2 separate regions of the Homo sapiens genome follow, and region 1 is linked to region 2. Evidence: chromatin contacts called from ENCODE Hi-C data. All regions are on one chromosome and are shown on one strand. The core of a region is the stretch at or near the end of the contact, and the rest is flanking DNA. Distances in the headings are between cores, read along the strand shown. Region 1 holds the start of CASP6 (caspase 6). Region 2 overlaps COL25A1 (collagen type XXV alpha 1 chain).

Region 1 (5,569 bases), core at 28-2,527, 850 kb before region 2:
AGATTGTTGTTTAGTGTAGCTGCCTTTATCAATGATTTTAGCTAGATCTGGATAACCTGATGCAGCTTCTACGTTAGCACCTGCTGCTTCACCTTGCACTTTTATGTCATGAAGATAGTTTCTTTCCTTAAACCTCAGGAACCATCCTCTCTGCTAGCTTCCAGCTTTTCTTTTGCAATTCCCTCACCTCTCTCAGCCTCCATAGAATTGAAGAGTTAGGGCCTTGCTCTGGATTAGGCTTTGGCTTAAGGGAATGTTGTGGCTGTTTTTATCTTCTATCCAGACCAACTAGAACTTTCTCCATATCAGCAATAAGGCTGTTTAGCTTTATTGTCTTTTGTGTGTTTACTGGAGTAGCATTTTTAATTTCCTTCAAAATTTTTTCCTTTGCATTCATGACTTGGCTTTTCTCCTTTGCACTCACAACTTGGCTAACTGGAGCAAGAAGCCTAGCTTTCTGCCTACCAACATTACTTCCTCACTAACTTAATCATGTTTGCTTTTGATTTAAAGTGACAGGCTCTTCCTTTCATTTGGACACTTAGAGGCCTTTGTAGGATTATTAGTTGGCCTAATTTCAAAATTGTGTTTCCAGGAATAGGGAGGCCCCAGGAGGGGGAGAGAGAAGGGAAAGTTCGGTGGAACAGTCCAAACACATACAGGGCTTATGGATTAATTTCCCCTTCCTTTATGAGCGCGGTTCATGGTGCCCCAAAACAATTGCAATAATATTAAAGATTACTGATCACAGATCACAACAGCAGACATAATAACAATGAAAAATTTTGAAATATTGCGAGAGTACCAAAATGTGACACAGAGACACAAAGCGAGCCAATGTTGAAATACAGGCAGTATCTGCTAAGCGGTATAAAACAATCTATGCCTGTACCTCTAGAAAGTACAGGCATAGCAAAGTAAGGAATAGCAAATGTTTGGGGCAGCTGGGATTAAATGAGTCCGAGCTCACACAAGTGATGTGAAATTGCCTCGGGCTAGGCGGTCTGTGTGTCCCCCCGGGTGGCAACTGGCATGTCCCCAGGGCACGGTTAGTCCCAGCGGGCCTGGAGGCGAAGACCGCGTACCTCTCCCTGCCCCCGCGCTCTTGGTCCCCGCGGGCTCCGGAGCGACTGGGAGGAGCTTTAACTCTGGGAAGGACCAGCCCGATCCACGGGAGCCCGGGCGGCGCGCAATCAGAACCAACTGGCCCCACGCTCGGGGGCAGGGGGCGGGGCCGCCGAGGAAGGGCCGAGGGCGGGGCCGGGCCCGGGAGCCTGTGGCTTCAGGAAGAGGAGGGCAAGGTGTCTGGCTGCGCGTTTGGCTGCAATGAGCTCGGCCTCGGGGCTCCGCAGGGGGCACCCGGCAGGTAGGCAGGGGGCGTCGACTGGGCACCGAGCAGGTCTGCGTCTTGCTCCGGCTGGAGGGGAAACGAGGGTTAGTGGACCGGGCGCGCGGACCGGAGTGGGGCCGCGGGTTCCTTCGGCTTTGCAGGGCGGCCTGGAGAAGTTGCACTCTTGGATTGAAGCGCTCAGGGCGGGTGGGGACGGTTTCGCGCTTCAGTCTAAGAAACACTCGGGGACCTGGCTGCCGCCTCCTGGCGGTCCCGAGTAGCGACGCCGGCGCCGGGGCGTGCCCCTGCCGCCTTTGTCCTCCGGGGCGATGAGCGCTTTCGGGGCGCCCCGGCTGTTTAAACCTTAAAAGGCTGTCCCCACGCGGGCCTGGCGTTCCCCCACACCTGGCCGTTTGAAATGTTGGGGGTTGGATCTTTTGTTTGCTCACTTCGAAAAGTGAAAAGGAGGGGTTGTTCCGCCGAGTCATAATGAAAACATAACAGGCCCGCGGGGTGCCCGGGCCAAGACCCTGGGTCCTCCCGGGCTTCAGCTGGAGGCGGCCAGTTCCTGGCGGCCAGCACACCCCGGTATCTCTCTTCTTCATCCAGGAAACCTGCTGCTGTCTGTCGGTTTGAGCCAAAACCACAATAACTTTTTTCTGCAAAGTAATCAACTGCTAAGAGCGTACGTTCTGTCACTTATTACTGGTAAAGTTTAGAAACTTCAAGCCTGGCCAGAGTGAAACAAACAAAAAGGTCGAAACGCCTGCAGTTGGCCGGCCGTGGTGGCTCACGCCTTGTAATCCCAACACTTTGGGAGGCCGAGGCGGGCGGATCACCAGAGGTCGGGAGTTCTCGACCAGCCTAACTAACACGGTGAAACCCCGTCTCTACTAAAAATACAAAAAAATTAGCCAGGCCTGGGCGCAAGCTACTGGGGAGGCTGAGACAAGAGAATCGTTTGAACCCTGGAGGTGGAGGTTGCAGTGAGCCGAGATCGCCCCACTGCACTCCAACCTCGGCGACAGAGTGAGACTTCGAATCAAGAAGAAAAAAAAAAAAAAAGAACGAAACGCCTGCAGTTGGTTAGAGTGCCTTTGTTTAAGAACTCTTTATATTTTGCTGCACAAAGGAAATGGTGCTCCAGAGGCAAGCTGTAAAAGTCACATGGTCGTAGAGGAGGTAGATAGGTAGCCTTGTCCTGGAGGCACAGTGCAGGGTCCAGTTGCAGTCTCTAGGGGCGGGAAGCCGGGGCTTTCCTTCACTCACCTGCTCCCTTCCTCTTCTTCCTCCACCGCACTCCCCAGTGCATGTTCTAGGCCTGATGGAGGTTACTCTACATAGGGTTACTAAATACATTGTTGATGGAGCCGATGGGTAGATTTTCATAGAGAGTGCAGTGAATGAAGACGATGACAGTAGAATGACCGAAGTCGTTTGGGAAGTTGAACAAAGTTTAGAAAGGTAGCCGGTCTCGGGTGGGAGGGGCTGCGTGGGGATGGGCCTACAGAGACTTTGGAATCTGTAGGTGGGCTGGCTTTCAATCCCAGCTTCACTTTGCCGACCTTGGCACGCCTGGCCCACTTTCTCTGTCCCTGTTCCTGAGCTGTGGAGCTGTGAGATAAGGTATCTAAGGCATCAGGCCATCAACAAATGGTAGCTGGCAGGATTATCTGGAGGGACTATCAAATTAGAGTGAGGTGAAAAAAGGAATGATTAGTTTTGTAAAACCTAAGCTGATTTAAGGAATAAGGAGGTGGCAGTTACATTATCCTGCAAAGGAAGAGAAGTGAAAAGAGGGCCAGACACAGTGGTGGGCGCCTCTAGTCCCAGCTACTGGGGAGACTGAGGCAGGAGAATCGCTTGAAACCTGGAGGTGGACTTGCAGTGAGCCAAGATTGCGCCACTGCACTGCAGCCTGGGCGACAGAGGGAGGCTCTGTCTCAAAAAAAAAAAGTGAAAAGAGGTCAAGAATCAGGTTTAAAGAAGGGCACATTTTTGATAAGTAGATTGCAGATGAAAAGGAATTTCTATATCTGTTATACAGGGTAGCTCCTTCATTAAAATTTATTTTCTCCATATCAATAAAGCTATTTCTTACTTTATCCAGGTTTTTAAATATTAACGCAGGCCGGGCGTGGTGGCTCATGCTTGTAATCCCAGCACTTCCAGGAGGCTGAGGCAGGTGGATCACTTGAGGCCAGGAGTTCAAGACCAGCCAGGACAACATAGCAAAACCCTGTCTCTACTGAAAATACAAAAAAAAAGTAGCTGGGTGTGGTGGCGCATGCCTGTAATCCCAGCTACTCAGGAGGCTGAGGCGGGAGAATCGCTTGAACCCGGAGGCGGAGGTTGTGGTGAGCCGAGACCACGCCACTGCACTCCAGCCTAGGCAACAGAGCAAGACTCCATCCCAAAAAGATAGTAATAAAAAATAAATATTAATGCGGCATAATGATACTTAAGTGCCCCCTTCTGGAAAGCTTGTCTTCTTGGGATACACAGCTCAAGGTGGTCATGATGTGTTATTTTCTCTCAATCTGTGGGTAAAGTTTATCAACTCCAGAAAAGTATTGGAACTTAGGTCCTGGCATCTGTCTCCATAGCTTTTTGTTCTGATTCAGTGTTTGCTAGAGTGGCCACTGGACCTGGTCATTAACTGGTACTGCAGGATGCAGGGTGCACTTTGTGAGAGTGAAGGTAAGTTACAGCTGGCCAGCATCAGAATTGGGATGTCCAGAGCCTAGGTTTTTTTCTACATCCGTAGCATTAACAAACAACAACAACAACAAAAAACTTAAAAAAAAAATCCCTCACTGAGGTTGCCAAATCTGTTAACTTTGAAACTGAATGTATTAAGAGATGGGGTCTAGCTCTGTTACCCAGGCTGGAGTATGGTGACTATTCACAGGGGCAGTCATAGCACACTATGTCCTAGAACTCTTGGGCTCAAGAGATCCTCCTGCCTTGGCCTTCCAGGTAACCGGGACTATAGGCTTGCCACTATGCCCGGCCAGAACGTCATTTTAAACAGATTTTCTTGAGCAGCTACTTAATACTAGTTAGCCATTCCTAAACCTGTAGGTCTTGACTAATGTGAGGGCATATTTGAGACAACCCAAACTCACATCTTAAGTTATTAATTTTAATGTGTCAGCTAACAACTGGGAAGCTACTTCTTTGGCAATATGAGAAACAAGAGTTTTAAAGACCCAAGCAAGAATACATCTCCAGTGTTTTCACCCTGAGGGATATGAGTTAGTTTGCTGAGCAGCCATTTGGCACAGCTTCCATGAGTTAGGTTGTGAGCCGCCTTCGGCTCAGCAGTCAGTATGGAGCAGAAGCCACAGGAGGTGAGCCGCTGGCCTGCTGCCACCGAGGAGGACACTGAGACATGAGTGCTTTCCAAGTTGTGCAGAATTTTGGCATGTGAGGAGGATGGTTGTGACATATGGATTTAATTTTCTTGAAGTTATTGTTTCTTTATACTCTAATTGGTTAAAAGATAAGCAGGTGAGGTTATCAAAAGGCAGTAGATTCCGACAGCTTTTGAAAATGGGAAGAGTGAAATCCCTGTGCTGTCTTCATAGAGCAGTGTGTGGAGTAGGAAGTACCTCGTTACTGTGCTCACCTAGGGCAAAGGTCGGATTAAACAGCTTTCTCATCTGCCATGCAGCGGGGAGGACCAGTTGGAGAGGTTGCTTTTGGCTCTCACACCTTAGTGTAAAAATCACTTTGTGAAAAATGCAGCTGTCACCTCCTTCCTCCAAGATTCTGATTCTGCCTCAGTTAGGATCCAGGAATCTGCATTTTAACATGCACACCAGGAATTCTGATGCCCAAGGTTGAGCAAAACTGACTTAGGGCGTACAGACAGAGGATGCCTTAGTGTGGGGTCTTAGTTGGGTCTCATTGCTTGGGGCAGTTCCAGGAGGAATAGGCTAAAAGGGACTTGAACTGAATTCCCCACCTTGTATTTTTTTTGAGGAGAAGTGAGGTTAGATCAATCAGGTGATGGGGGCTAGTAATGGGGAGATCTCTAAGGAGAGGGGAACCAACCCTTTTGGCTAGGAGATGATGGGTAAGAGTCCATGCTTTAGGGTCATTCTTCCTCAACTGAAGGGTGCATCTTGCTATACTGCTAATATTTCAGTTTATTCATTGCTGTCTCCCCTCTAAGCTGTTGAGCTATCAGGTAAAAACAGATGCATGAGTGGATGGGGCCTTTATTGTAGAAGA
Region 2 (5,465 bases), core at 2,610-5,109:
TGGGGGGCAAGGGGAGGGATAGCATTTGGAGAAATACCTAATGTAGATGACGAGTTGATGGGTGCAGCAAACCACGATGGCACATGTATACCTATGTAACAAATGTGCACATTCTGCACATGTATCCCAGAACTTAAGTATAATAAATCAATCAATCAATAAATTTTAAAAACTCATTTGTTTTTCTGATTAAGTTCACAAAAAAATTGGAATGCCAAAAAAAAGGAAATTAGATTAATTCTATGTCGACTAATATCTTTAGTTATGGCACACACACACGCACACACACACACGCACAAACACAAAGTTAGTTTTAATGCAACAAATGAGCTGCAGACTAAAAGAGAAAAAATATGCAATTGGGTATTTCAGTTTTCTCTAATGAAGTACTCTCTAGAATAGTGCTTTTATCAATAGCAAAATTTCTCAGTTCACAATTATACTGACAAGCCTCTAGCATATATGACTTTACTGCATTATTTTTTTCAATCAGGTGAATTAAAATTTTGACATTTCTTTTTCTTCAGCCATAGATTTTTTAAATAGGATTCTAAAAATAATTTTTAAAAAATCTCTACAACTATACTGTATTGAAGATAGGGTAATATGTTCTCAGTATCTTGTCAAATCCTTTTAAGATATCAGACTAGCCAAACATATTCAAAAAGTTGATTATTTCACAAATGTATTACTGTACTTTGGCACACAAAATAGATAACTCTGTCTTTGTCAACACATTTTCCCAACAGAGGATTACCACCTTAACTGTCACGGTAACTCCTATTGCATGCTTTCTGTGGTTTGTGGTTTTGTATTTGGTGTTGATGCATGCCAGCCAAAATGGTACTAATGTAGCTATTGTTTTTATCTGATACTTAATTTTATGTTTTCTTGTATTAATAATCTTTTACATTTGCTCCAGTTGAATCACTTTGTCTGCTTAGTGAAAAGGTCAAGAAAAAAGTGATTGCTAATTTTCTTAAAAGTCTCTGGCCTTATCTGAACAATATAGCTTTATTCTTTAGGGTTTGGGAAATCAACGCCTTTGGGGTGGAGGGGTAAGGAGTGTATGTAGAAACAAAGCTAATATTCGTATGCTAATTCATCCCAATACGATGAGTGTGGAGCATGGCAGCAATTTTACATTGCCTTACCGAATCTACCCAGAAGCACCTTCCACATTATTTTGACCTCAAATGTGTTAATATTTTAGCATATAAATAGGTGTTTTTTTCTAATTATGTAACTAGTAAAATTTTTCCTCATTGCAAATTTATATTTGGGGAGATCTGATTACGATAGAAATAAGGAAGGTGTATAGTGTGCCTATTTAAGGTATGAATTTTAATACATATAATTACTACTTTTAAAAACTGTGCTTTTTCTTGATTTAGGGTCCCCCTGGACCTCCTGGACCTCAAGGACTACAAGGGCCAAAGGTTATTCTTTATTTACTTGTTTCCATTTATCACATACAGTGCAGGGAATACCGTATTAAGTATATGCATCTTTGAAAATCAGTCTTACAAAATGCTGAAGAAGCTGAGATCAACAGTATTGTTTTAGAGAGCGAAGAAAAGAAATTGAGGTCTGGACTGAAGGAAGATAGAAAATTAGAAAAGAAGAAGGGAAAATAGGAAAAGAAGAGAGAGAAATTTAATTTAGGGAAGACATTGAAAAAAGATATTAAACAAGGGAAAAACAAGTTCCACAGAAATTATAAATGTAAAAAACACTAAATGTGGTGTATGAAAACAAAAGAAAATGTTTGATTAAAGGAGGATTAGAGAAAATTTAACTTGACACCAAGAAAGATCCTTGCTTCTAATGCTTTTATAGTAAAAAGAGTAAGAAAAGTTTTAGTATGGTGCATTCACAAATCAAAATTTTAGGAATCATTTTTCATAATGCATTCTTTATTATATACTTTCAGACATTTTGCCATTTAAATCTTATCTAATGAAACATACCAACTAAAAATAGTAGAAGGCTAGAATTGCTTTATATCTAAACTTTGTTGATGGCTTTATCCCTCCAAACTGAAGCTTAGTCATTCAACCATGTTTGATCAATTAACACATGGCCAGTGATTCTGGCTTTTCAGAACTGAGCTACATGTGTTGAAATATGACTTTCGTCATTGGATTCTTGTAGGAGATTCAAGTTATTTCAGAATTCATCTTTTGTTAATGCTTCTTAAGGCAGTTTATTTGCTAAGTCTGTCATAACACACACTCACACGTATCAGCTTTCATACTCTCTCAAGATACTTAAAAACAGAAATCTAGTATATAGAAACTTTATTTTTCTATCATATAAAGGAATATAAATTACAATATTACTGAGCTCCTTGCCTATATATTTAGAACATAGATCCTAATTTCAAATAGATTTCTTGTATAACATTAATATAAGGTGTGGGATTTTTAACTTTCTATTTCTCCAGCACATTCTGGTCCCTAAGAGACATAACACAAAAAAACTATATATAATCTTTATTCTTGGTGAGCAACACTGCCTGGATCCCCATTCAATAATATCTTGGTGAGCTGGACTAGATATCCTAGAAGGAAATCTGCAATTTCTTTTTTTCCTTTGTGTAGAACCAACCAAGTGTCTAAGTTCATTATTTCACCTCCTCGCTTGACTAAGACTCCAGAACCAAAATTGTCCCCAAAGCTAAATACATATCTCATTTCCCACAAACCTCAAAAGTTTCCAGGACTTTTCTCTTCTCTACAGTCCAAAGGCCTAGAGAAGCCCCAAAGGCACCCATTCTTTGACCCAAAGAGGCAAAAAGGACCTCCTAGGTAAAAAATCTGTATCACTAAAACCTATATTCCCCTGGTTTTATAATCCAATTGCTATTCGTGTATTAATTCAGTTATTCAGTAAGTAATTTTTGAGCCTCTACTCTATGGTAAGGACTAATATCTAGTAAGGATACTAGAAAGAAATTCCAATAAAGGGCTTATGGCCTAGGGAGGGAGATAGGCAAGTAAAGGTACAATTATTAATAGAGTAAGTGCATAGAAGGTCCCTCTAAGTCTTAAGAGCCAAGGGTGGCTTTGAGTTGAAACTGAAAGACAGGAAGAAGTTGCCCAGATGAATATCTAGACAAGCAATATGGAGGAGGGTTGAGTCATTCTCGCTTACCTCCTACCCTTGCCATCCTTCCCAGTATGCTATCATCCCTACCCCACCCACCCCACAATGGTCTTATAATTGAGATCTTGTGTTAGCTGATGTAGTCCTTTATGTTTTTCATGGTCTGTCCTTGAGAAGGTTGGGATAATTGGGGTGGAATGTAGCTATGACCAAGAGACAGCAAAATGTAGCCTGAGTCAAGTACAGAACCCCTTCTGATCTTGGAATTCAGACTGAATGGGAACTTACTCAATTAGCATTTCTCCTTCATTTATCACACAAGAATTGTTTGATTCCCTACACATCAAATAACTCTTACAAACCCCATTTGAGGGGTGAAGGATAAATGAATAACTCATGAATTATGTTTTCCTTTTAAACACTTGTGAATCATATTTTAAAGGGAAAAGCCTAGCAAAGCCATCATTATTGGACCCACAGTGCTGACAAGTATTCAGACTCTGAATGAAACTAGGGCTTAGCCAGGTGCATCCAACCTCAGCAGACTTGTTTGTGGCAAAATAAAATTTGCTGCTACCACAAAGAGCAGGAAACCTGAAATAAGAAAAGGCCCTTCCCCCGCCGCTTTTCTTGCTTCATTTGTTTATAACCACAAGATCATGCCTTCCTTAAACACTGGAAAGCTCAAATTTCATGCTGTACCTCATAGCTCTTAAAGTTTTTACCAGGGAAAGGAGCTCTAACCATTTCAATATTGTGGTTTATAGTATCACCAAACAGGCCTTTCTAGAAAATACAGCCTCAGGTCAGCTCCGTTGGAAATCTGTCTGTGAGGCAGGCCTCTCACACTCAGAAGAGCTGTTTTTACAAAGTTTCCACAGTGTGGGATTCAGGGATATTTGTAATGGGATCCACATAAATGACTCATTGATACAAAATAATGCTTACTTTTCAAGGAATTTATTTAGTCACCTTTCAAAACTGAGAAGTGACTAAACATTTGCTGTTCGATTAACTTTCTGGCGTATTGTATAAATTTGCTTTTAATGAACATCTTCAGTTTAAAAAAGCAAACAAAAATCTCTATATTTTGAGTTTGTCAAAAATCCTTATAAATCATAACATGAATAGTAAATTTTAGTTCATTCATAGCACAGTATAAGAAATTGAATTGATCTAAAAGTTATTTCATATGCATTAAGATATCTGATTTATGATATCCTTCAGTGAGGCTTTTCTGGAAATTGCACACTCACAATCATGAATTTGTAACTAACTGTTTGAACTGTGCCAATTAAAATATTGTTGAAAATTCATGGGGCTTTGCATTTTACTTTTTTAGGTTAACTGTTATGTTTTCCTTTTTACTGAAATTGGAAAGTGAGAGAAATCATACAGAGGTTGTATGGAGAAAAAAATTAACTAACTGAGGCAGATAGGTTGTTGCTATAGGATATGGTCAGCTATCAAATTGTGTCTATCAGTTTTCCTTGACCACTCTTTTTTAGCCTGCATCTCACATGGAGAAAAAATAAAAACACTAAAAGCATTGGATCTTAGCTACATATAAATACTATACATAATCTTGAAGAAAGATTATTACTTCCCTTAGTTTAGATATGTGCTATAATAGAATATTCTCGGGTTATGATGCATTTGCTGAAAGTCAAATTGTGGTGTTAACAAACTAGCATCGTTTTTTTATGTAGTGCAGTATGTTACCAATGAGAATGGAGGCAAGTCATCTATTTTTATCTTAATAGGGAGAGCAGGGATCTCCAGGAATCCCAGGAATGGATGGAGAGCAGGTAATTTTCAAAGATGTATACTATTATTTAAAGCATCATTCTTGATTACTACTTTTATTGTAGGTTTGAAGCCAAAATGTCATGAGCATTGATATTTGATACCCTCTTTCTTTTAACCATTTGTTCTAGAGACTTCATTGACTCTAAAAAGCAGACATTAGTTTTCTTCGCAAAAACATCTAAGCCATATGATACTTCAGTTTTGTTCTTAATACTTTATATCAACCTACCAGTGACTCCCCTGCAAATTTTTAATAGACTTGTAAAATCATTACCAAGTTAGTAAAACTAGCCTAATTTTTGTCAGTGAATACAAATATGTCAAGATTAAAATCAGTGACCATAGTTTCCACAAAACTAAATCTTGCCTATATGCCTTTTTTAGACAATGTTTTCTTTTCCCAAATAAAGATGACACCTAATCCCTAGATCCTTAGAAAATACAGAAACAAGCAGGGAACTTGTAGCTTGACAGAGTATGGTAGTGTATCTCTGAGGGTTCCCTCTAAAACAGAAGTCGGCAAGCTTTGTTAATAAAGGTCCAGATAG

Evidence for each region. A loop is a pair of places that touch in the nucleus more often than their neighbours do. Pooled maps may share reads with other maps.
Region 1: a map with no recorded cell type shows a loop between it and region 2 (14-fold over the local background). The contact joins the promoter of CASP6 here to the enhancer-like site in region 2. A Hi-C loop is called at or near these places in 1 of 37 single-sample maps with no recorded cell type and 1 of 50 pooled maps.

The regions. Positions count from the first base shown.
Region 1 is chr4:109,699,153-109,704,721 of GRCh38, reverse strand. CASP6 (caspase 6) reads left to right here and starts at 1,277. Exons shown (of 7, transcript NM_001226.4): 1 at 1,277-1,366. The coding sequence starts at 1,327. RefSeq lists enhancers at 856-905, 1,796-1,855, 2,616-2,675 and silencers at 1,066-1,355, 1,506-1,615.
Region 2 is chr4:108,848,210-108,853,674 of GRCh38, reverse strand. It overlaps COL25A1 (collagen type XXV alpha 1 chain), which reads left to right. Exons shown (of 38, transcript NM_198721.4): 25 at 750-773; 26 at 1,395-1,439; 27 at 4,872-4,916. Among named protein-coding and RNA genes, the nearest start is that of ETNPPL, 88 kb to the right of the region's middle. Within about 2 kb of position 3,859, at least 4 of the 41 ENCODE cell types and tissues checked have a DNase peak (open chromatin) inside an H3K27ac peak, as active enhancers do.